2 separate regions of the Homo sapiens genome follow, and region 2 is linked to region 1. Evidence: read pairs that join two places in POLR2A ChIA-PET (ENCODE). Cell type or tissue: Panc1. All regions are shown on one strand. Each heading gives the region's core, and the rest is flanking DNA. Links, peaks and the distances in the headings are about the cores only.

Region 1 (12,144 bases), core at 2,447-10,446:
GATTATTCGTGCCTCCCCTTTCTAGACTACAAAGGGTAACTTCCTGACATTGCCATGTCACTCTCATCACCATCTTGGTTTTGGTGGGTTTTGGCCGGCTTCTTTTTCTTTTTTTTTTTTTTTGGAGTTTCATCCTTTTTGCCCAGGCTAGAGTGCAATGGCATGATCTCGGCTCACTGCAACCTCCGCCTCCTGGGTTCAAGCGATTCTCCTGCCTCAGCCTCCCGAGTAGCTAAGATTACAGGTGTGCGCCACCACGCCTGGCTAATTTTGTGTTTTTAGTAGAGACAGGGTTTCTCCATGTTGGGTCAGGCTGGTCTTGAACTCCCGACCTCTGGTGATCCGCCCGCCTCAGCCTCCCAAAGTGCTGGGATTACAGGCGTGAGCCACCCGCCAGGCCCTTGGCTGGCTTCTTTACTGCAACCTGTTTTATCAGCGAGGTCTTTATGACCTGTATTTTGTGCTGACCTCCTATCTCATCCTGCGACTCAGAATGCCTAACCTCCTGGGAATGCAGACCAGTAGGTCTCAGCCTCATTTTATACAGCTCCTATTCAAGATGGAGTTGCTCTGGTTCACATGCCTCTGACAAATCCAAAACTCATGTTCTTAATGCTCTGCCGATCCAAGCCCTTTTCCCTATTGCTGTAGGAGGGGAAGGGGTGAGCCAGGTGGACAGCACCCAGAAGTAAGGGGAGCTCTGCTGAAACCAGGGCTAAGCCTCCATCTTGGTGGGGGAGGGCACTGTCTGAGCCAGCTTGGATAAAAAATGGAAGGTCGGGGCCACCCCCCTAGAGACAGGTCTCTGGAGGGTCACTTCCAGGCTTGTTCAATTAAAAAAAAAAAAAAAAAAAAAAGAAGGCCAGGCATGGTGGCTCACACCTATAATCCTAGTACTTTGGGAGGCCAAGGCAAGATAATTTCTTGAGCAATCCTCCTGGGTTGAGGCCAGGAGGTCAAGACCAGCCTGGGCAACATAGTGAGACCCCATCTCTACAAAAAAAGTTTTTTTTAATTAGTTGGGAGTGGTGGTGTGCTCCTGTAGTCCCAGCTACTCTGGAGGCTGGAGTGGGAGGATCGCTTGAGGCCAGGAGTTCAAGGCTGCAGCGAGCTGTGATGGCACAACTGCACTCCAGCCTCGCGACAGGGTGAGACCCTGTCTCAAAAAATAAAATAAAAAATAAAAAATAAACTGCACAGCACCTATGACCTCAGCAAATTCTCCCAACAGCCCTGGAATGGAGTTATCACTCTCACCTTCGAGAAGAGGCTCACAGAGGGACACGGCAGGCTCCAGGTCACAAGGCGGCTCAGGACAGTGCAGGATGAGCCCTTGTCTGGAGCTTCAAATCTCATGCTCTTGCCTCCAGCCCAGCTACCTCTAGAAAAAAAGAAGCGCTCTGAGAAGAGCCTGTAGGGAGCCAACATCTGTGGCAGAGGCTGGCTGGGGCTGCGGGAGCAGGGACAGGAGGTGTCTGGTCCCTGCTGAGCGAAAAGGAGAGTTCTGTAAGATGGATAGGGAGTATTGGAGGCCCCCACCCTCTGCCACCAGGCTTGATTGATGAGCACAGTCCTGCTGCCAGAGATGAGCAGGGGGGGCCCCTGGAGGCTGCAGAGGGGAGGGCGAGGAGAGGCTATGAATATTTCAGCGACAGAGGCCGGGCTGGAGGAAAGGAGGGGAAGCGGGGCAGGGAGGCACTCAGCCAGCGGGAGGGGGCTCAGGGACTAGGACACCCAGGTGAGGAAAGACCCACATCATTGAGCCAGGGCTCGGGGAGGGCGGAGATAGGCCAGGAGGAAGGGGCTCTTTAAGAAATTAGAGTTTGCCGGGCGCGGTGGCTCACGCCTGTAATCCCAGCACGTTGGGAGGCCAAGGTGGGTGGATCACAAGGTCAGGAGTTCAAGACCAGCCTGGCCAGCATGGTGAAACCCCGTCTCTACTAAAAATACAAAAAATTAGCTGGGCGTGGTGGTGCATGCCTGTAGTCCCAGCTACTCGGGAGGCTGAGGCAGGAGAATTGCTTGAACCCAGCAGGCGGAGGATGCAGTGAGCTGAGATCATGCCACTGCACTCCAGCCTAGTCGACAGAGTGAGACTCCATCTCAAAAAAAAAAAAAAAAAAAAGAAAAAGAAAAAGAAAAAAAAAAAAGGAAGAAATTAGAGTTCGCCGTGCGCGGTGGCTCACGCCTGTAATCCCAGCACTTTGGGAGGCCAAAGCTGGCAGATCATCTGAGATCGGGAGTTCCATACCAGCCTGACTAACATGGAGAAACCCCATCTCTACTAAAAATACAAAAATTAGCGGGCACCTGTAATCCCAGCTACTCGGGAGGCTGAGGCAGGAGAATCACTTGAACCCAGGAAGCGGAGGTTGCAGTGAGGTGAGATTGCAGGAGACTGCAGCAGGCAGAGGTTGCAGTGAGGCGAGATCGGGCCCCTGCACTCCAGCCAGGACAACGGAGTGAGACTGAAAAAAAAAAGAAAGAAAAGAAAAGAGAAATTAGGGTTCAGTGAGAGAAAGGAGGGGTGGGGATGGGGTTCCCAGAATAGGACAGTAGGGTTAGGGGCACAGGGATCAAATGGGGGGTTCACTGAGGGGGAGGGCTTCAATGAATGGGGCTAGGATATGGAGGGGATTCAGTGAAGAAGAGGAGCCTCATCTAAGGAGTAGCCACACACACCCCACCCACGACTGCAGGGTGGCTCATGCCTGGAATTCCAGCACTTTGAGAGATCAAACGGGAGGATCGCTTGAGGCCAGGAGTTCGAAACCAGCCTGAGCAACATAGTGAGACCCCGTCTCTGCAAAATTTTTCAAATTAGCCAGGGTAGGGGTCCACGCCTGTAGTCCCAGCTACTCAAGAGGCTGAGGAGGAAGGATCGCTTGGGCCCAGAAGTTCAAGGCTGCAGTGAGCTATGATCCCACCGCTGCAACCCAGCCTGAGCAACAGAGCAAGACCCTATCTCCAAAATTAAAAAAAAAAAAAAGAGGAGGGGGCTTACTGAGATGGTGAGAACTCAGAAGGGGTGCGGGCTAAATAAGGGGCTCGGTTATCTCCTTCTTTTTTGCAAAAGATTGTACCGTGAGGTCGGGGACCTGTAGGGGATGTGCCCCGTTGGGTTCCCCAAATCTCTGCCTAGCCCTGTAAGGCCAGGGGCCGCAGTTACCCCTCGCCCCTCCCCCAGCCGGGTAGCAGCCCGCAGACTTGCGGGGCTAGGTCAGGCCCCCTGCGCCGAGAAAAGGGGTGAAGAAAAGTCGTCCCGAGACTGGTGGTGAGCGTCCCTGTCGCCGGCAGTGTGGCGGAGACCCCGCGGCTGACCGAGGGCGCTGAGCCGGGCCTGGAGTACGCGCCCTTTGACGATGACGACGGCCCAGTGGACTGTGACTGCCCGGCCTCCTGCTACCGCGGCCACCGCGGGTACAGGTCAGCGGCCGCCGCGGCGGGGGTGGGGGGCGCGCGGGGCTGCCCCCCCTCACCGCCCCCACCCCCGCCCCTTCTCCCCCAGGACCAAGCATTGGTCTAGCAGCTCGGCATCGCCCCCTCCCAAGAAAAAGAAGAAAAAGAAAGGCGGCCACCGGAGAAGCCGGTGAGAACCGCGCCTGACCGGAGCGGGAAGGGAGGAGGAGGTGGGGTCTCTCCCCGGATGCCCGTCCCTGGCTCACAACCATGCAGCATTTGTGAGCCCCGCCCCTCTCTGAGCCCCTCCCTCGCCCTCCCCGTGCCGTCCCCCGACTAGGTGCCCTCCGGGTAACTGAACCCACCCCAGGCCTCAAGCTCCTCCCCTCGCTAGGCCCCGCCCCTCGACAAGCCCCTCCCCTTCGCTAGGTTCCGCCCCCCAAGGAGCCCCTCCCCTTCTCTGGGGCCCGCCCCTCACCGAGCCCCTCCCCTTCTCTAGGACCCGCCCCTCATCGAGGTCCTCTCCCCACTAGGCCCCACCCCTCATCGAGCCCCTCCCCTTATCTGGGATCCGCCCCTCACTGAGCCCTTCTCTAGCACCTGCCTCTCACTGAATCCCCCAGAGCCAGACTCACTGACCGGGCCCGTGTGTTACCAGCACCTGCTCCCAGTCCCCCTCTGCCCTCCCAGGGGTCCCGTGCCCACCAACACTAGTGCGAGTGGCCCTGGGGAGGAGGGGCCTCATCTGCCATCCCCGAATCTCTCTGTCCACCCTCCCCTGTCCTGCGTGAGACCCTGGCAAGTGTCTGGGGCCCCAACTAACCCCATCCATCCGTCTGTCCTTTCTTCCTGGCATCTGCCCTCAGCAAAAAGAGGAGACTGGAGTCCGAATGCAGGTCAGTGGGGACAGAGCTGGCTGGGGCCAGGGCGGGGGATGTCTGTGGGTGGGAGAGATTCCAAGGCCATCCCCCAGAGGCCGGAGGCCTGGACCCTCAGGGCCTGCACCTGGACACTGCCAAGGTGCAAGTTTTGCCCCTACAGAGGCCGTGAATCCCACCGTTGGAGCCTCTGACTTCTGGGTTTGAAACTATCTTTGCCCACAATGCCAGGGGGGACATTGTTGTCCCCACAATTGTGGGGACAACATAGGCAGCGCCATCAACTACCCTGAGGGACCTTGGCGACCCTTGGGGCCTCGGGTCACTCTGTACAAGGGACCTTGGGCTTCCTGGCCTGGAATTCCCTTTCCAGCTTCAATGTCCCAAGCACCCAGGTCTCTCCAGCCATTTCCAGCCCCCCACCCCCCACCCCAGCTCACTAGAGCCCACCTCCCTGTGTCCACAGCTGTGGGAGCTCCTCACCCCTCCGCAAGAAGAAGAAGAGTGTGAAGAAGCATCGCCGAGACAGGTACCCTTGCTGCCCCCACCCTGGGGCCTCCTCTTCCTCCCGTGGGGCCCAGGGCCAGGGCTGTGGCCCTCCATAGGTCTCCCCTGGGCCACCCCAGGCAGGCTCAAGAGAACTCCTTTATCGCCCTACAGGTCTGATTCTGGGTCCCGGAGGAAGAGACGGCACAGGTGAGCGGCGCTTTGCAGAGGACATGGTCAGTGGTCCCTTAAGGACCAAAGCCCAAAGGACGCAATGATGGGAGGGGGTTTTGAGGGTCCCACAGGGCTCCATCCTTCAGCTCCAGGGTTCCTTCCCACAGCCAGGCTGCGGGGACAGGGCAGTGGAGAAGGAGCATGAAAACCAACTGTTTGCAACCCTTGCCTGCCCCATGCATCAGCCATGACGTGGTGACCCCAAGAATTTCTAGACAACATGGCAGGTCCAATGCCCAAGGGGTGTGTCTGTCTGTGGAGGTGCCAGTTAGACAAGCAGAAACACCGAGACCCTGAATTTGCAGGGAAACAGCTCGCGAGGCAGGAGGACCTCTGTGAGCTGGGAGGGCTCCATGGATAGGAGGCAGGGTCGGGGAGCTGTGGCTAGAGGTAGAGTTTCTCGGGGACAGGTGCTAGCCTCCCAACAGGTTTGACTGCCAGGTTATGGAGCCATCCTCCACCCAGGAGGGCTGGGGGTTAGTGTGGGGGAGCTCTGAGCAGGGCAGTGGCTTGTTCAGGGTGGACTGGGGGAGGGGAGAGGAAGTGAAAGGCAGGAGTCCAGGTGGAGGCAGAGTGGTGCAGGAGAAGAGGGTTGCTGAGAAAGCAGAAAACAGCCTGAGCCAGGCACGGTGGCTCACACCTATAATCCCAGCACTGTGGGAGGCTGAGGCAGGTGGATCGCTTGAGGCCAGGAGTTTGACACCAGCCTGGACAACATGGTGAAATCCTGTCTCTACTGAAAATACGAAAATTAGCTGGGTGTGGTGGCAAGCGCCTGTAATCCCAGCTACTCGAGAGGCTGAGGCAGGAGAATCACTTGAACCCGGGTGGCGGAGGTTGCAGTGAGCCAAGAGATTGCAGTGGAGTGCACAGCACTCCAGCCTGGGTGACACAGCGAGACTCTGTCTCAGAAAAAAAAAAAAAAAAAAACAAAGTCTGGGTGTGGTGGCTCATGCCTGTAATCCCAGCACTTTGGGAGGCCGAGGTGGCTGGATCATTTGAAGTCAGGACTTTGAGACCAGCTTGGCCAACATAGTCAGTCTCTACTGAAAATACAAAAATTATCTGGGCATGGTGGCGGGTGCCTGTAATCCCAGCTACTTGGGAGGCTGAGGTAGGAGAATCGCTTGATACTGGGAGGAGGAAATTACAGGGAGCTGAGATCGCACCACTGCACTCCAGTCTGGGCGACAGAGCAAGACTCCATCTCAAAAAAAAGAAAGAAAGAAAGAAAGAAAAGAAAAGGAAAGGAAAAGAAGGGAAAAGGGAAAGGAGAGGAGAGGAGAGCTCGGAAGGAAGTTGTGGGGCAGTCACATTCCAGAGGTGGCATCAGAGCCAGACCCCCTTCCAGCAGCCCAGAGGAAGGGCAGAGTCTGGAGTTCCTTCTTTGTAGTGGGAATTTGCCAAGTAGGGGAGGAGCCTACATAAACACCTAATCCTGCCCCTCCAATGTCCCCAATTTTTCATCTTCCCCTGGCCTCCCAGTGTCTATGGATCAGTGTGGGTCCCTACTGCCCCCAAGTGGCCACCATTAGCTTACACACACCCTCTGGCCAGCTCCCATCCTTCCTGGACAGGTCCTAAAAGTGAACTAGGAATAGACCAACTTCCAATGGGGAGACTGAAGCCCAAAGCAGGCTCCAGCACCCAAACCCATAGCCTCCGGGCCTTCCCCGCAGTCACTCTGCTCCTGTGGGAGCACATTTCTGTGTTCCTTAGTATGGCTTTGTTTTGGGGTCAGAAGGACTGAAGGGATCTGGTGGCACCAGGGAGGATGGGGCTGAGGATTGGGGTTGGGTGAGACCTTTGAGGGCTAACCAGAAGCTTCTCAGGCCTTTCATCAAAGGTAGAGGGTGCTGGGTTGGGGGGCTTGCCCCAGAGGGCTGGATGGGATGTGACAGGAAGCTGTGGGAGTTGGGAGGGGGCAGCCCTGCAGATGGATCCAGAGATGTCATTCAAAAGCAGGGAGATTGGCCAGGCACGGTGGCTCACATCTGTAATCCCAGCACTTTGGAGGGCTGAGGTGGGCAGATCACTTGAGGCCAGGAGTTCGAGACCAGCCTGGCCAACATGGTGAAATCCTGTTTCTACTAAAACAAACAAACAAACAAACAAAAAATAGCCAGACGTGGTGGCAGGCTACTGTAATCCCAGCTACCTGGGAGGCTGAGGCATGAGAATTGCTTGAACCTGCAAGGTGGAGGTTGCAGTGAGCTGAGATTGTGCCACTGCACACCAGCCTGGGCAACAGAGCGGGACTCTGTCTCAAGACAAAAAAAAAAAAAAAAAAAAAAAAAAAAGCAGGGACATCATGCCCTTGGGAAAGCATTTCTTTCCTAAACCCCTGGTGAGCTGGCCTAGGGCTGGGCCAGTCTGGGAGCACACGGAGGAAGGGGGCACAGGAGGTATGATTATCAGGCCACACCCCAATACTCAAGGGAATGAGTATTGGGCATGTCCCAAGTCCAGTACCAAAAGACAAGAGCAAATCACCATTTCTATCTGGCCCAGACCTAAGGCTTGAGGCTGCCACACCTGCAAACAGCAACCCCTGCCTTTTTTTTTTTTTTTTTTTTCCTGAGACGGAGTTTCACTCTTATTGCCCAGGCTGGAGTGCAAAGGCGCGATCTCAGCTTACGCAACCTCCGCCTCCCAGGTTCAAGCGATTCTCTTGCCTCAGCCTCCCTAGTAGCTGGGATTATAGGCACACACCACCACGCCTGGCTAATTTTGTATTTTTAGTAGAGACTGGGTTTCTCCATGTTGGTCAGGCTGGTCTCAAACTCCTGACTTCAAGTGATCCACTGGCCTCAGCCTCCCAAAGTGCTGAGATTAAAGGTGTGAGCCACCATGCCCGGCTATAGCACCCCACTTTATCTGGGGCCAGCCACACTTCTGTGGCCCTCCCAGACTGGGCAGCATTTGCGACCCAGGGAGGTGTTCACGGGCCAGGACTTCCAGGAGGAGGAAGGCCGGAGCTTTGGCTGAGTGAAAGGGACAAAGGGGTGGAGTAGGATGGAAAAGTCCCCGCCAGCCATGGGGCTTAGGCCCTAGAGTGGAACAAATCTCAGATCCACACCTGAGTATACCCAGGCTCCAGGGCACGAAGGCCACACCCTCCCCGGGCCACACCATCACTGTGGTCTCTGCTCTCTGCAGATCTCGAAGCTCCAAGTGCAAAAGAAAAGAGAAGAACAAAGAGAAGAAGAGGTAAGCGCCCTCCCTACTCTCCAGCCCCCCATTCGTTCTCCCTCCCGCCCCAGCAAACTACGCCTTTTAGAATCACAGAATCAGGCCATTAAAGGTAGCTCATTTTGCCCAGATGGAAAAATTAAGATCTAGAAAGAAAGCCAAGGGCTCTTGCTGAGTCAGAGCTTGAACCAAAACCCAGGCCTCTTGCCTTCCAATCCAGGGTCCTCCCAAGCCCAGTCCTCGTGACTCCCACCCTCCTTCCTCCCACCCCACAAGTCCCAGGATCACCTGCTGAGGGCTGAGGGGGGTCTTGGGAGGCTGGGGTTGTCTAGAGAAAAGGGGGCCTTTTACTAATTCTCACAGATGACCCATATGGACCAGATAGGCTCTGCAGCCAGCACCAACACTGCTGATGTACCTTTTATAGGAGACTTTAGGGGACTGATGAACACTGGCTTTCAGTAGGGTTCCACTGGGATCCTGGTGGGAGGCTGGGCAACTTGGGGGCTGGGGGGATCACGGGGGGCAGAATTGAGGTACAGGCTGATTTCCCCCATCCACGCCAGGCCTCACACAGAGTCCCCAGGCCGGAGGTCTCATCGCCATAGCAGTGGCAGCTCCCACAGCCCCTCCCTCTCCTCCCACTACAGTGATTCCAGATCTCCCAGCAGGTAGGCCTGGGCCTCTGGGAGGCTTTCTCCTGGTGGGGGATGAGGGTTGCAGATTAAACACCCCCAAGGGCTGGGGAGCAGGGCTGGTGGACAGAATGTCAATTCATCGGTGGGTAGAAGTTTATCAGGGGTAGCCAGGTGTGGTGGCTCACTGCTGTAGTCTCAGCACTTTGGGAGGCCAAGGCAGAAGGATCGCTTGAGGCCAGGAGTTCGAGACCAGCCTGGGCAACATAGACTTCCTTCTTTAATTAAAAGTAATAATAATAATTATTACTTTTATTATATATAATTATATATATTTAATATTTATATATATTTATATATTTAATATTTATATATTTTATATATTTAATAAATATTTATATATATATATATATATATATATATATATTTTTTTTTTTTTTTTTTTTTTTTTTTTGAGACGGAGTCTCGCTCTGTCGCCCAGGCTGGAGTGCAGTGGCGGGATCTCGGCTCACTGCAAGCTCCGCCTCCCGGGTTCACGCTATTCTCCTGCCTCAGCCTCCCAAGTAGCTGGGACTACAGGCGCCCGCCACTACGCCCGGCTAATTTTTTGTATTTTTAGTAGAGACGGGGTTTCACCGTTTTAGCCGGGATGGTCTCGATCTCCTGACCTCGTGATCCGCCCGCCTCGGCCTCCCAAAGTGCTGGGATTACAGGCGTGAGCCACCGCGCCCGGCCTTATTTATATATTTAATATATATAAATATTTATATATTTAATATATATAAATATTTATATATTTAATATATATAAATATTTATATATTTAATATATTTATATTTAATTATATTATATATTTATATATTTAATATAAATATTAACATATTTTAATATAAATATTAATATATATTTCAATATAAATATTAATGTATATTTTCATATAAATAATATATTTAATATATTTATATATTTTAATTTATATATATTTATATATCTATATATAAATATAGATATATATTTTAATATTTATATATATTATAAATATTTATATATTTTATATATTTATATATTTAATATATAAATATTTATATATTATATATTTAATATATAAATATTTATATATTAAATATATAATATATAAACATTTATATATTATATATTTTATATATTTATATTTAATTATGTTATATATTAATATATATTTAATATATTTATATATTATATATATTATTATATATATTTATATATATAATATATATTTTGAGACGAGTATTGCTGTGTTGCCCAGGCTGGAGAGCAGTGGTGCAATCTTGGCTCACTACAACCTCCGCCTCCGGGATTCAAGCAATTCTCCAGCCTCAGCCACCCGAGTAGCTGAGATTACAGGCGTGCACCACCATGCCCGACTAATTTTTGTATTTTTAGCGGAGATGGGATTTCGCCATTTCGAACAGCCTGGTCTCGAATTCCTGACCTCAAGCGATCCGCCTGTCTCGGCCTCCCAAAGTGCTGGGATTACAGGCGTGAGCCACCAAGCCCAGCCTAATAATAATTTTTAAAAAGAGAAATTTACCAGGGGAGTGATAACTTGAGGAAGAGCTGCCCTAAGGCCCCTAAGCCTCCGCCTGAATTGGAAATCGAGGCACAGCCTCGCTGGCTCACCCTGGTCAAGCCCTCTCTAAGTGGAAAGGTTCCCAGCATGGTGAAAAGGCAGGTGGAGGGCTGCTCTCTTTCCCCGTGCTGGGGAAGGGGGAAAGAGGAGGCGCAACTGCTTGCAAAGCGGGTGTCCCACGCCGACTCCCCCATTCTTCCTGGCGCCTAACCCCAGGCTGAGCCCCAAGCACCGAGACGAAGGGCGAAAGACGGGCAGCCAGCGGTCCAGCGGAAGCCGGTCGCCTTCCCCGTCGGGCGGCAGCGGATGGGGGTCGCCCCAGCGGAACGGCGGCAGCGGGCAGCGGAGCGGAGCGCACGGGGGCCGCCCCGGCTCGGCGCACAGCCCGCCCGATGTACGTACGCTTCGCTTTGCGGAGGGTTCCCGCGCCGCGGGCTGCGCCGTGCGTGGTCGGGCGGGTCGCCAGCGGGGCAGGGGGCGATAAGTGTGGCATGGGGGCGGGGGCGGGGGCGGCCGCTTCCTCCCTCCTCGGCTCCCCGCTGGGCGTCCTGGCTCGGGAGCCGCCGGGAGTGCTAGGCCGTTGCGCCCACCTGGCCCTGGTGTCAGGGTGAGGGGCGCCTGCGGTCTTGGGCCACCCTTGCGCTTGGCAAACTGAAGGCCAGAGGGGGGTTGACCGCGGGGCACTGAGTTGGGTACAGGGCTGGGGAGGAATCAGGGTCTCGTGCCCTCCCCAGGCATATTAGGGTGGGAGGGGCATGGACATTGATAGGAGTCCCAGGCAGGAGCAGGATTCGAGAGACAGGACCCCCCACTGGGCACCACCTGGGCCCTGAGTCTCCCTCTTCCCACCAAGCCCTGGCCCCACCTCTGAGCACCCCCCTCCCCCTCCCTCAATCTTCTCCCCAGCCCCTCCCTCCCTCAGCCCCCTCCCCCATCTCAGTCCCTCTGCCCTCTAAAGTCCCTGCTCTGAGGAGACTCTGCCCTTTTCCAGGCACCGCCCACACTTGGACTGGTGTCTCAAACCTGCCGGCTCCTCTTCCCACGGCCACCCTCCTGAGGCACCTGCCAGCGTGCCTCAGAGACCCCACACCAACACCCCCAAAACTGTCCCCACCCTTCCTCCAAGAGGGGCACAGATGCCCGAAGACCTACAGGCAGGTGCAATGGGGGAGCTGGCAGAGGAGAGAGACGTCTCAGCCTGTCCCCAGATGGATGGGCTGGGCCTGGGTTGGGGCTTCTCCCAGACCCCAGGGAAGGTCCACATCCCCTTCTGGTCTGTTGATTATAGAGTACACAGTTGAGACCCCTCAGAGAGAGGGGGCTGCAGTGCTGGCAGGGGCACTGGGGTGGGTGGGGGGGTGGCTTGGGGTGGGGAGACCTGCAGGTTCCTTCCCAGACCCGCAGACTGCCCCCCACCCAACCCCAAAGCCTCAGCTGGGAGTGGGAGAGCTGCCCCTCCCCAGACCTCAGGTCTCAGCAGCAAACATGTACGTGTTGGTCAGTTTCATTTTGATTTTTGGCTGTTTCCTTTCACTCCCTTTCTTTTCTCAAACACCCTTTACTCCCACGGCCTCAGAGAGGAAAGTCAAGGGCAGCTGACTGAAGGCTCTTGGTCTCAAGGTTAAGTTTTATTGAAGGACATTTACCTGTCTCTAGACTGTCCCACCTGGACCAGGCACCAGGCTCCTGGGCTCTGGGGGTTTTGGTTGGG
Region 2 (12,144 bases), core at 1-8,000, 190 kb before region 1:
TCGTTAAGTCACAGGAAACGGAATGTACCTACTTCTCCACACCGCTGCTGCTTGGGGTACGTATCCAGGCGTGGGTCCTTCTGACTGTGGAATAAGGGGGCGTTCCCTTTGCTTAAGCCTCAGGAGCTCTCCCTGGCCCTTTATGCAGTAAGCTCATGTGCCTGCCTGGCGAGTGCTGTTGTTTTCAAGGGTGGACGCACACCCGAGAAAAAAGAGCTGGGAGGATCACAGACTGTGAAGGGTGAACCTCCCAGCAAGTGGGTCTCCTTCCCTGCAGTTTGACAGCGGGTGCCCAGCAGCTGCAGGAGTATTGACTGATAAGACACTCCATCTCCAGGCAGCCCAGGGAGGCCTCCCTACCCCGCCTGAACACCTCCCTGTCGCTCCTTGTTCATCTTGTTCTGACTGCGGGGGGCGGCCAGGCCCAATTCCTCTTCGAGAGTGTGCCCCATCCAGACAGCCTGAGTCTTCAGCAAACAGAAACCCTTAGGTCTTACTCATACCCCCTCAAGCCGAGTTTCCATTTCTCACCTGTGGGCAGAAATGAGGCAGATGTGTGGTTGCCTTCATCACGTGGCCAGAAAGTAATATGGCTCACTGGGCCACCCCAGGACCTTTCTCAGAGATGCTCCGATACAGAAAGATCCTTCAGCTATGGCCCCAGGCCTTGGTGAGAGACAGGCACTCGATGGTATAGTTCTGTCCCCATGTCGGTGCAGGTGTATGGAATGGCAGGGCCTGCAGGTGAGACGCACCCGGTTCTCATAGGCCCTTGAGCCAGGGGAAGCAGTAGGAGGGAATTGAGTTGAGGTGAGGACTGAGGCTGTTGCCACACAAACTGTGCTCAGTTTCTGCAGGTGAGACGGTGGCAGAGATGCCTGTTTTTGCCAATGTCAGACATTTACCTACTTAGTGACACCTGATTCAGGTGACTGTGACAATGTTTTCAGTCCTTTACCAACCTGCGGGGAGAGACAAGAACCCAGAAACAGGCTCTGTTGGGGAGAATACGGTGAAGTGTTCCTGATGATTGAGTTCCTGGCGTCCAGGTGCTTGTCGCATTGTCCTCGTGTTCACGAAGGTGGATGGTGCTTGTTTTATAGCTAAGGAAACACATTTGGAAGGTCAGTCATTGTCCAGGGTACCTGCCTAGACAATCACAGTGCTGGGACCCCTGCCTGGCACCCTCTGGCTCTGAGCCTCGCACTCCTGACCGCAGCTCAGTCCCACCCACCTGCTCAGCAAGGCGTCCCCAGCAAGGCACCCAGAACCCGCATGTGTAGAGAGACTCCTCGGCAGGGCTGATGGAGCGACAGGTCGGGGTTTCTCTAACAAGCACTTTCCTGGAAACTTCATTTTAACATGTTCCCATCTCCCTCAGAAAAAGGGCATCGAGAAGAACCTGGGCATCGGCAAAGTCTCCTCTTTTGAGGAGAAGATGATCTCGGATGCCATCCCCGAGCTGAAGGCCTCCATCAAGAAGGGGGAAGATTTCGTGAAGACCCTGAAGTGAGCCGCTGTGACGGGTGGCCAGTTTCCTTAATTTATGAAGGCATCATGTCACTGCAAAGCCGTTGCAGATAAACTTTGTATTTTAATTTGCTTTGGTGATGATTACTGTATTGACATCATCATGCCTTCCAAATTGTGGGTGGCTCTGTGGGCGCATCAATAAAAGCCGTCCTTGATTTTATTTTTCAAGGTCCCTTCTGTAAATGCTGTGCTTTCTTCCCTGTGAGAGCCAACTTTAGAGTGTCTGCTACCTCTTCATTACCAATCAGAATTAGATGATGTTTAACTGTTAGACTGAAGCGTGACGCTTTCATCAGTAGCTTCAAGAAAGTCTAAATTGTTAATTTATGGAATTGGACACAGTATTCAGTTTACCCGTACATGCTCCTCCCGCCCCTCCTGTTGGCACCCTTGCATCGCCCAGGCCTGATTCCTCCTGGGGGTAGTTCACCCCCACGGGTTCATAGTTCAGCGGCGAATGCCAGGCAGCTGTTTTCTGGCTGAGCAAACAGCACCTTTCTCATTGAGCTTCCTCTACTGACCTCTGTCCCCCTTGGGATTTCATCTTCTGACCGAACCCTGATGTTCAGTGGCAGAGACAGCCCATAGCCAGAACTGTGGGTAGACCAGGGTTGGGGTGTGCGGTTTGGGACAGCCCAAACCCCAGCCGCTGTGTCAAGGCCTAGGACGCCATGCTGCCATCAAAAGGGGGTTCCAGGTTTCCATCAGTGGCCTAAAGAAGGGACTTCTTGTTGTACTGAGGAGTGCGGAATTAAAGAGATTTGACTCCCTTTAGTATTGGGGGCAGTCCGTTCCCCAGACACTGTGGCCTCTGAAGTGGAAACTGAAAGCTGCATACCTGGGAAAGAACTTTCTAGGAATAGGCAATGGCCTTCAGTGGAAGAGGGAGGGCTGGAGGTGTGCCCAGTACTTGGATGTTCATCTGTCCACAACAGCTTTTTGTTTTTTTAAAAAAGCTAAAATGGAAATGGATTTTATCATAAAGGATGACATCGTTTTCTTCTACAATTAATACATGTTCATTGTATAAAACCCAAAAAGCAGCTAAAAAATAAAGCGGGAAAGGAACTACTGGTAATACTTGTCCTCTCTTGCATATTTCATAGGTTGAGAGAATGAAGCCTGCTCTGCAGGTTATCTGCTACTGTAACAATCCCAGCCCTCTCCACTCTGGTGGCTTTTAGGCTATTTCTGTTCCTATCTCCCGACGCTGGGGGTTGACAGGACTCAGCTGGGTGGTTACATGCCCACAGCTCCCACTGCAGTCACTGGAGGCTTGGCTGGACTGGAGCACGCGAGGCTGGTGTTTGGGAGATGCCCGGACAGCTGGCCTTTTCCCCGAGGTCTTGGGCCTCTCATTCTTCACAACGCATCTACAGCAAGGTCCATATGTTTGTTGAATGACTCAGTTCCCACAAGCAAAAGCAGAAGCTGCCAGGCTCTAAGGCTTGGGCTGAGAACTGGCCCAGCTTCGCTTGCGCTGCATTCTCTAGGTTAGAGTAAGTTACAAGGCCCCCAATGACATGGGCAGGAACCACACAAGGGTGTGGCTGCGGGAGACCTGACTCTGATGGCCATTTATGGAGATGAGCTGCCCCCCACTTCTTTCACTGTGTGTATTTGCCCTTGTCACTTTTCTAAATTTTTCTTTAGAGACAGGGTCTCTGTCGCACAGGCTGGAGTGCAGTGGTGTGATCATGGCTCACTGCAGCCTCCAACCCCTGGGCTCAAGCGATCCTCCCACCTCAGCCTCCCCAGTAGCTGGGACTATGGGTGCCTGCCACCACGCCCGGCTAATTTTATAATTTTTTGTAGAGACCGGGGTGGGGGTGACCGGGCGCGGTGGCTCACGCCTGTAATCCCAGCACTTTGGGAGGCCGAGGCAGGCAGATCACGAGGTCAGGAGATCGAGACCATCCTGGCTAACACGGTGAAACCCCTTCTCTACTAAAAATACAAAAAATTAGCTGGGCGTGGTGGCGGGTGCCTATAGTCCCACCTCCTCAGGAGGCTGAGGCAGGAGAATGGCATGAACCTGGGGGGCGAAGCTTGCAGTGAGCCAAGATTGCACCACTGCACTCCAGCCTGGGCGACAGAGCCAGACTCCGTCTCAAAAAAAAAAAAAAAAACAAGATATCAGGGTGGGAGGACTTGCTCTGTTGCCCAGGCTGGTCCTCCTGGCCTCAATCAATCCTCCCACCTCGGCCTCCCAAAGTGTTGGGATTACACGCATGAGCCACTGTGCCCTGCCATTCTTTTCACAGCTGGATAACCTTGAGGGTGGATAATTCGGTGTTTTTGTTTTTCACTGCTGTAGAGAGCAGAACTCTGAGCGTGGTACTTTAGCATTGTTTCCTCCTGGTGGTTCTATATGCAGAGCACTATGCTGGCTGTATTTGGGGTACATTTGCCATTTTATGGGATCCTTGCAACAACCCTGACAGGACCTGGGACTCAAGCTAAGTCAGGTTGTGTCTTGGTTGAGGGTGGTCACTACCTCTCTCCATAAACCAGGGGCTACCCCTTAAGAACCTCCCAGAGAGTTCACTCAGGATACTCCCACTAAGGTGGGAGGACTGCTTGAGCCCAGGAGCTTGAGGTTGCTGTGAGCTGTGACTGTGCCACTACACTCCAGCCTGGGAGACAGAGAGAGACCTGTCCCAAAAAAAAAAAAAAAAAAAAAAAAAAGCGCATTTCTGGTTCCATCTCAGAAATTCAGCTCTAGCATCCTAAAGGGAGGACCTGGAATGTAGAATATCCTAGATTCTTTCAGATGATGATGAAGGGGCCTGGAGATACTGGCCGTCCCTGGGCTATTCACCCTCTAGCTCCTGCCTTCCAGGGCTAAAGACGAGTCAGGTACTGAGAATCCACAAGACAAACACAGAGGAAGTACCGTGGGACTCCAGAGGAGGGCAAGGTTACTTCATGTCTTGGCAGAGCATCAAGGAGGACTTCCCCTATCAAGATCTCTAGGAGGAGGGAAAAGGAGGAGGAGGAGATGGCATACGCTCTGGCTCTGCAGGCTGGGCAGGATTTCAACCAGCAGGGAGGGTGGGATGGGCGTCATAGGCAGCTGCCGGAGCAGACAGGCTGAAGAGCTTGTGGATGGCAGGAACAGGGCGTCCCAGGAGCTGAGCAGGATGGTGACACGGTGGCCAAGGCTGCTCACACTCCACCAAGGACGGGTTGGCAGGGGGGTCCCTGGAGCCTGCTGCTGGGCCCAGATTCTGATTTTTTTAATTTAAATTTTTATTTTATTTTGAGACGGAGTCTTGCTCTGTCGCCCAAGCTGGAGTGCAGTGGTGTGATCTCGGCTCACTGCAACCTCTCTGGCCCAGGTTCAAGCAGTTCTGCCTCAGCCTCCCAAGTAGATGGGACTACATGCACGCCACTACCACAGCCAGATAATTTTTGTATAGTAGATGGGGTTTCTCCATGTTGGTCAAGCTGGTCTCAAACTCCTAACCTCAAGTAATCTGCCCGCCTTGCCCTCCCAAAGTGCTGGGATTACAGGCGTGAGCCACCGCACCCGGCCCAGATTCTGCATTTTCTAGTCAGCTTCCCAGCAATGCCTGAGCTGCAGGTGCACACGAACTAGGAGTGACGTGAAGGCAGGGACCACTCGGATGCTAAAGACCAGAGATGGGGTGGTGGTGAGTAGGAGGGGGGATGATAGGGACATGGAGGAGAAACAGCATCTCCCAGCACCATTTCTGCCACCCAGAACTCCATCAGGAAGTTGTCAGTGTGGATGAAACTCACCACACGTCTACTTCCAAGCTCCAATTATCCGTCCTCCCATCCTTCTGGCCACCTCCTCACACAGAACTCCTGTCCTCCTCTGTGAGGAAAAAAAGACCAGTGGCTGCATGTATGGTGTTAAGGACCAAAATGATGTGGCCAAGGCCTTTGCCACGGGAAGCCAAGAACCAGTCTTTGTTTTTTGTTTTGTTGAGACGGAGTCTCGCTTTGTCGCCCAGGCTGGAGCGCAGTGGCAAGCTCTCGGCTCACTGCAACCTCTGTGTTATGAGTAAAATGTTTATTCAGAAACAAAATGCTTCTTCCCCAGTACTGCAAGGAAAAATCAGCATTTAGACAAAGAAGTTTTCTCAGTAAGGTAATTTTACTTTCTGGAGAAAAGAGGGAAGCAATTTTTATCCTTTATGCAGCTTGTCCTTGCTACTGTGTGTTGTCTCCATTGACTGGAGCTAGAAATTACAATTTAAACTGAACCTGATTGGCTAACAACTTAAAACACTGCTAAATAGGTAAAACTAATGGAGAATAAAGAAAAAGAGGAAGTTGCTTATGAAAAGACATAGAAAAGTTATAACATTTCCTGCCGGACGCGGTGGCTCACACCTGTAATCCCAGCAGTTTGGGAGGCTGAGGTGGGCGGATCACGAGGTCAGGAGATCGAGGCCATCCTGGCTAACACGGTGAAACCGTGTCTCTACTAAAAAAATACAAAAAATTAGCTGGGCATGGTGGCACACGCCTGTAGTCCCAGCTACTTGGGAGGGTGAGGCAGGTGAATCGCTTGAACCTGGGAGGCAGAGGTTGCAGGGAGCTGAGACTGTGCCACTGCACCCCAGCCTGGGCAACAGAGTGAGAGACTGTCAAAAAAAAAAAAAAAAGGACATTCCAAAATAAGGAACGCAGCAAGCTAAGACATCCCTGTGAGCACAGCCAGCAAACATACCTTGGTTTAAGTACAAGAACATAGACTGTACTATGTGCCTGTAAGCATGTGTAGCACAAATATATTGTTTAAAGTACAAGGACATAGACTGTACTTACTCTTTTCTATCTAACAGCTACACAGTATAGGGCTTAACAGTTATTAGCACAAAGCAAGGAGGTCTCAAGGAAGCTAATTTTTAAAAAATTATTTCTAAAACTTATGATTTATTCTTTATGAAGAAGGGAAACTTTGAAAAGGAAACTTTTAACATTGTACACTCCGCCTCACGGGATCAAGAAATTCTCCTGCCTTAGCCTCCCGAGCAGCTGGGATTACTGGCACCCACGGAGAAACCGCTGTCAGGCAGTGGCTGGGACTCTTCAGGCCGCCAGGGAGCCGAAGGCGGGGCCTGAGAGGCCTCACTTCGAGGAGCCTGGGGCCTACAAAGGCTGCCAGGAGCTGGGCAGGAGCTGGGCCGAACGTGGCTGTTGCGAGGCAGGAGCTGGGCCGGCAGGCGCAGCCGGCAAGGAGAGCTGGGCCTGGAGAGGCTGGCTGGAAACACTTCTGGGCCTGGAGAGGATGGCCAGAGGCGAGAGCCGGGCCCGTGGAGGCTGCCCACAGGCAGAACACGAGCCTGGCCTGAGGCGGCCATGCTGAGGCAAGAGCTGGGCCTGGTGGGGGTCCACTGTGAGGAGGCAGAGGCCGTGCCTCAAGTCCAGGGGCCTACGACAGGCAGGAGCTGGGCCTGGCGAGGCCGACTTCAGGACACTTTGGGCCCGCACAGGCCATCGGCCGGGGGGCAGCAGCTGGGCCCTGGAGGGGCCCACTTGAGAAACCCTTGGCCGGGAGACGCCGTCGGGGCGGGCGGGAGCTGGGCCTGGAGAGGCCACCGTGAGGCTTGAGCTGGACCTCCAGAGCCCAGTGAGAGGCATGCGATGGGCTTGTCGAGGCCGCTGGGAGGCTGGCAGGAACACGGCCGGGGAAGGCCACCGTGAGGCAAGATCTGGCCCCGGGGAGGCCACTGCGAGGCCACAGGTGGGCCTGGAGAGCTGGGCTGGAGGAGGTTTTGGTCGTACGAATGCTGCCGGGATCTGGGCACGAGCCGAGTCAGAAGCAGCTGTCTGCAGGCTGGGGCTGGGCATGGAGGCGCAGCCGCGAGAGAGTGCTGGGCCTGGAGAGTAGGCTGGGAGGCAGCCACCGGGCCGTGGTGGTGGCTTGCCAACTTGGGCCTGCAGAGGCTGCCACGAGGGAAAAGCCGGGCCTCTGAAAGAGGCCGTTCAGAGGGATGAGCCAGGCCTAAAGAGGTCATCGGGATGCAGGAGCCGGGCCTGCGGAGGCCGCCAAAAAGCAGGAGCCTGGCCTGGGGGAGGTCACGGTGAGGCACGAGATGAGCCCAAAGAGGCCGTCGGGAGGCAAGAGCCAGGTCTGTCGGGGCTGCCGCGAGGCAGGTGGCAACGTGGCCTGGGGAGACCGACGTGAGGCACGAGCCGGGCCCGGAGAGGCCGCTGTCACGAGGAGCTGCGCCTCTCCAGGCCGCCGGGGAGCCGAAGGTGGGGCCTGAGAGGCCTCACTTCGAGGAGCCTGGGGCCTACAAAGGCTGCCAGGAGCTGGGCAGGAGCTGAGCCGAACGTGGCTGTTGCGAGGCAGGAGCTGGGCCGGCAGGCGCAGCCGGGAGGGAGAGCTGGGCCTGGAGAGGCTGGCTGGAAACAGTTCTGGGCCTGGAGAGGCTGGCTGGAAACACTTCTGGGCCTGGAGAGGATGGCCAGAGGCGAGAGCTGGGCCCGTGGAGGCTGCCCACAGGCAGAACACAAGCCTGGCCTGAGGCGGCCACGCTGAGGCAAGAGCTGGGCCTGGCGGGGGTCCACTGTGAGGAGGCAGAGGCCGTGCCTCAAGTCCAGAGGCCTACGACAGGCAGGAGCTGGGCCTGGCGAGGCCAACTTCAAGACGCTTTGGGTTTGCACAGGCCATTGGTTGGGGTGCAGCAGCTGGGCCCTGGAGGGGCCCACTTGAAATAGCCTTGGGCCAGGAGATGCTGTTGGGGCGGGCGGCAGCTGGGCCTGGAGAGGCCACCGTGAGGCGTCAGCTGGGCCTCAAGAGCCCAGTGTGAGGCAGGCGCTGGGCTTGTCGAGGCCGCCGGGAGGCCGGCAGGAACACGGACGGGGAAGGCCGCCGTGAGGCAAGAGCTGGGCCCGGGGAGGCTGCTGCGAGGCCACTGGTGGGCCTGGAGAGCTGGGCTGGAGGAGGTTTCGGGCCTACGAAGGCCGCCGGGATCTGGGCACAAACCGAGTCAGAAGCGGCTGTCTGCAGGTGGGGGTTGGGCCTGGAGGTGCAGCCGCGAGAGAGCGCTGGGCCTGGAGAGGAGGCCGAGAGGTAGCCACCGGGCCGTCGCGGTGGCTTGCCCACTTGGGCCTGTAGAGGCCGCCACGAGGGAAAAGCCAGGCCTCTGAAAGAGGCCTTTCAGAGGGACGAGCCGGGCCTAAGGAGGCCATCGGGATGCAGGAGCCAGGCCTGCGGAGGCCACCGAAAGGCAGGAGCCTGGCCTAGGGGAGGCCGCGGTGAGGCACGAGATGAGCCCAAAAAGGCCGATGGGAGGCAGGAGCCGGGCCTGTCTGGGCTGCCGCGAGGCAGGTGGCAACGTGGCCCGGGGAGGCCGACACGAGGCAAGAGCGGGGCCCGGAGAGACCGCTGTCAGGCAGGAGCTGGGCTTCTCCAGGCCACCAGGGAGCCGAAGGCGGGGCCTGGGAGGCCTCACTTCGAGGAGCCTGGGGCCTACAAAGGCTACCAGGAGCTGGGCCAAACGTGGTTGTCGTGAGGCAGGGGTTGGGACCGCTGGACGCGGCCCGGATGGAGAGCCGGGCCTGGAGAGGGCCACTGGAAACAGTTCTGGGCCTGGAAAGGATGCCGGCAGTCAAAAGCCAGGCATGGATAGACCACCAAAAGGCAGGAGCTTGGCCTGATGCGGCTAGGATGAGGCAAGAGCTGGTTCCAGGGGGGCTGGTGTGGGGCAGAGGCCGTGCCCCTAGGGGCCTACAACAGGCAGGAGCTGGGCCTGGTGAAGCCAACTTCGGGATGCTTTGGGTGGGCCCGCAGAGGCCATCAGCAGCAGGCAGGAGCTGGGTCTAGAGGGGTCATCGTTCAGTAAGGGAGCTTTGGGCCGGGAGACACCATCGGGGTGGGCGGGAGCTGGGTCTGGAGAGGCCACCGCAAGGCACAAGCTGGGCCTACAGGGACCAGCATGAGGCAGGAGCTGGGCTTGTGGAGGCTGCCCGGAGGCCGGCACGAGGGGGGTCGTGGAAGGCCGGCACGAGTGGGGTCGTGGAAGGCTGCCGCGAGGCGAGAGCTGGGCCTGGAAAGGCCGCTGCGAGGCAAGAGGCGGGCCTGGAGAGCTGGACTGGAGCAGGCTTTGGGCCGATGTAGGTTGCCAGGAGCTGGGCAGGAGCCGAGTCAAAGGAGGCTGTTTGGAGGCAGGAGCTGGGCCTGTGGGCGCAGCCATGAGCAAATAGCTGGGCCCGGAGAGGAGGCCGGCAGGCAGCAACTGGGCCGGGGGAGGCCGATTTGAGGAAGTTCTGGGCCTGGAGATGTCGCCAGAAGGGAAAAGCTGCGCCTCAAGAGGCCGCGGTGAGGCAAAGCCAGGCAAAAAAAGGCCATCGGGACACAGGAGCTGGGCCTGCAGAGGCTGCCGAAAGGTGGGAGCATGGCCTGGGGAGGCCACGGCGAGGCACGAGATGAGCCTCTTTAAGAGGCCCTCGGCAGGCAGGAGCTGGGCTTGCCAAGGCTGCCGCGAGGCAAGCGGAAACGTGGCCTGGGGAGGCCAATGTGAGGCCACAGCTGGGCCAGGAGAGGCCTTCATCATGGCTCCGGCGTTGGGGACCCTGCTCAAGTACATCCAAAAGGACCCTTCCCACACCAGTCTTTATAGCGGTCAAGTGCAGCAGCCACTTAGCACCCAAGGCATGTGCCACAGCTGGCATTTCATCACAATCAACAATAAGTGGTAGCTTGAGTCATTGTGAGGTCACTTCCTGGAAATCAACAGCATCCCATGTCCCATTGGCAAGGAGCTCAGCACGGCCCCTTGGATAACCAAATCTATGCCCAAATCCCATCTGTGTGGGTCTGTCTCCTGGGATCCTTCCCAGCATCAACTCTGTATTAGTCAGGGTCCAATCAGGAGACATAAACCACTCAAAAGTCCAAAGTCCTAAAATTTAATACAGACAATTATTCATTATAACAGGGGAACAGCATAATGAGAGATTGGCTAGCACAAAGTAAAGACAATTCTAGAGAATATAGGACTAGCCAAAGTCAGGCATGGTGGCTCATGCCAGCATTTTAAGAAGCCAATGCAGGAGGATTGCTTGAGGCCAGGAGCTAGAGACCGGCCTGGGCAACACAGTGAGACCCTGTCTCTATCCAAAAAAAGAAAAAAATTAGCTGGGTGTGGTGGTGCATACTCATAATCCCAGCTACTTGGGAAGCTGAAGTGGGAGGGTAGTTTGAGCCTGTGAGGTCAAGGCTGCAGTGAGTCATGATTATGGCACTATAGTCAAGCCTGGGTGACAGAGCAAGACCCTGTCTCAAAGAACAAAACAACAACAACAACAATTTACAGACAGAAAAGAAATAGGGTTAATAAGGTATAAGGAAAGATGTTGAAATGTGACAAAGTAATATGACGGCTTTCATCCATTTAAAATCATCAAACAAAAAATAACTTATTAAATTATAATACCCTGTGCTGGCAAAGATGCAGTGAAACGGGCATTTTCTTATACAATAAGGGGTGTTTAAACTGTATATAAGCCTTTCAGGGTAAAGCTTCCAATTTTTTATTTATTTATTTATTTTTTGAGATGGAGTTTCATTCTCATTGCCCAGGCTGGAGTGCAATGGTGTGATCTCGGCTCACTGCAACCTCCACCTCCCGGGTTCAAGCGATTCTCCTGCCTCAGCCTCTGAGTAGCTGGGATCACATGTGTGTGCCACCACACCCAGCTGATTTTGTATTTTTAGTAGAGACAGGGTTTCTCCATGTTGGTCAGACTGGTATTGCACTCCAGAACTCAGGTGATCCACCCACCTCAGCCTCCCAAAGTGTTGGGATTACAGGCGTGAGCCACCACATCTGACCGGCAATTTTTTTTAATAATAGAGACACTGTCTCACCATACTGTCTCCTCCAAGTCCTGGGGTCAAGCAATCCTCCTGCCTTGGCCTCCCAAAGTGCTGGGATTATACCTGGGAGGCACCCAAAACCTTGACAATTTACATCAAGGACAATGAGAATGTCCATTCACCATGACTCACAGTAATCTTTCTTCTGGAAATACCTTCGAAGACAACTGAACCTAAACAAAAAGTCATCTGCACAAACACAGTGAAAATCTGGGAGTAACTGAAGACAGAGTGGTTAAGCGAAATAAGAAACAGTTATAAGAAATTAAACTATCTATGGTATTTATAGGCACCTGGTAGAAGGTCAGTTAATGTTAGCTAGTACTTTTTGTTGTTTTGAGACAGGGTCACTCTGTCACTCAGGCTGGAGTGCAGAGTCCTGATCATGACTCACTGCAGTCTAAGCCTCCCTGGGCTCAAGTGATCCTCCCACCTCAGCCTCCCAAGTAGCTGGGACTACAGGAACATGCCATCACACTAGGCTAATTCATGTATATTTCTGTAGGGATGGTGACTCCCTTGATTTCTGAGGCCTGTCTCAAACTCTTGGCCTCGAGCCATCCTCCTGCTTCAGCCTCCCAAAGTGTTGTGATTACCGGTGTGAGCCACCACACCTGATCAGCTGCTACTTTTATATTATACCACTAAATTCAAAATTATTTGTCATTAAAAATTATCATTTTCAAGGCTATGGAACAATATGTGTCCTACAGTGTAACTGTAAAAACATATACGGTCATCCCTCG

The links. ChIA-PET counts read pairs that join two places held together with the same protein. Peaks named below come from ENCODE experiments on the same cell type or tissue, not always from the same donor. Only the 100,000 strongest peaks of a DNase experiment are listed, where the experiment ranks them.
Region 2: POLR2A ChIA-PET joins it to region 1 with 12 read pairs; 4 of 35 experiments call an interaction of 5 or more read pairs at or near these places.

Annotation. Positions count from the first base shown.
Region 1 is chr7:76,256,609-76,268,752 of GRCh38, forward strand. SRRM3 (serine/arginine repetitive matrix 3) reads left to right here. Exons shown (of 15, transcript NM_001110199.3): 4 at 3,298-3,426; 5 at 3,509-3,589; 6 at 4,266-4,295; 7 at 4,744-4,806; 8 at 4,938-4,973; 9 at 8,157-8,207; 10 at 8,756-8,860; 11 at 10,650-10,827. LOC124901679 (a long non-coding RNA gene) reads right to left here and starts at 2,988. Exons shown (of 3, transcript XR_007060392.1): 1 at 2,311-2,988; 2 at 1,258-1,381. RefSeq lists silencers at 3,583-3,877, 3,862-3,941, 10,738-10,867 and enhancers at 4,830-5,353, 10,096-10,841. In Panc1, for the core only: a CTCF peak has its summit at 6,511 (motif pointing left); a DNase peak (open chromatin) is centred at 6,503; H3K4me3 peaks cover 1,374 bases; H3K27ac peaks cover 2 bases.
Region 2 is chr7:76,064,898-76,077,041 of GRCh38, forward strand. It overlaps MDH2 (malate dehydrogenase 2), which reads left to right. Exons shown (of 9, transcript NM_005918.4): 8 at 1-56; 9 at 1,382-2,611. The coding sequence ends at 1,513. Among named protein-coding and RNA genes, the nearest start is that of MDH2, 23 kb to the left of the region's middle. RefSeq lists enhancers at 402-471, 502-551, 6,327-6,851. In Panc1, for the core only: no CTCF peak of the experiment used is centred there; DNase peaks (open chromatin) are centred at 2,927 and 4,456.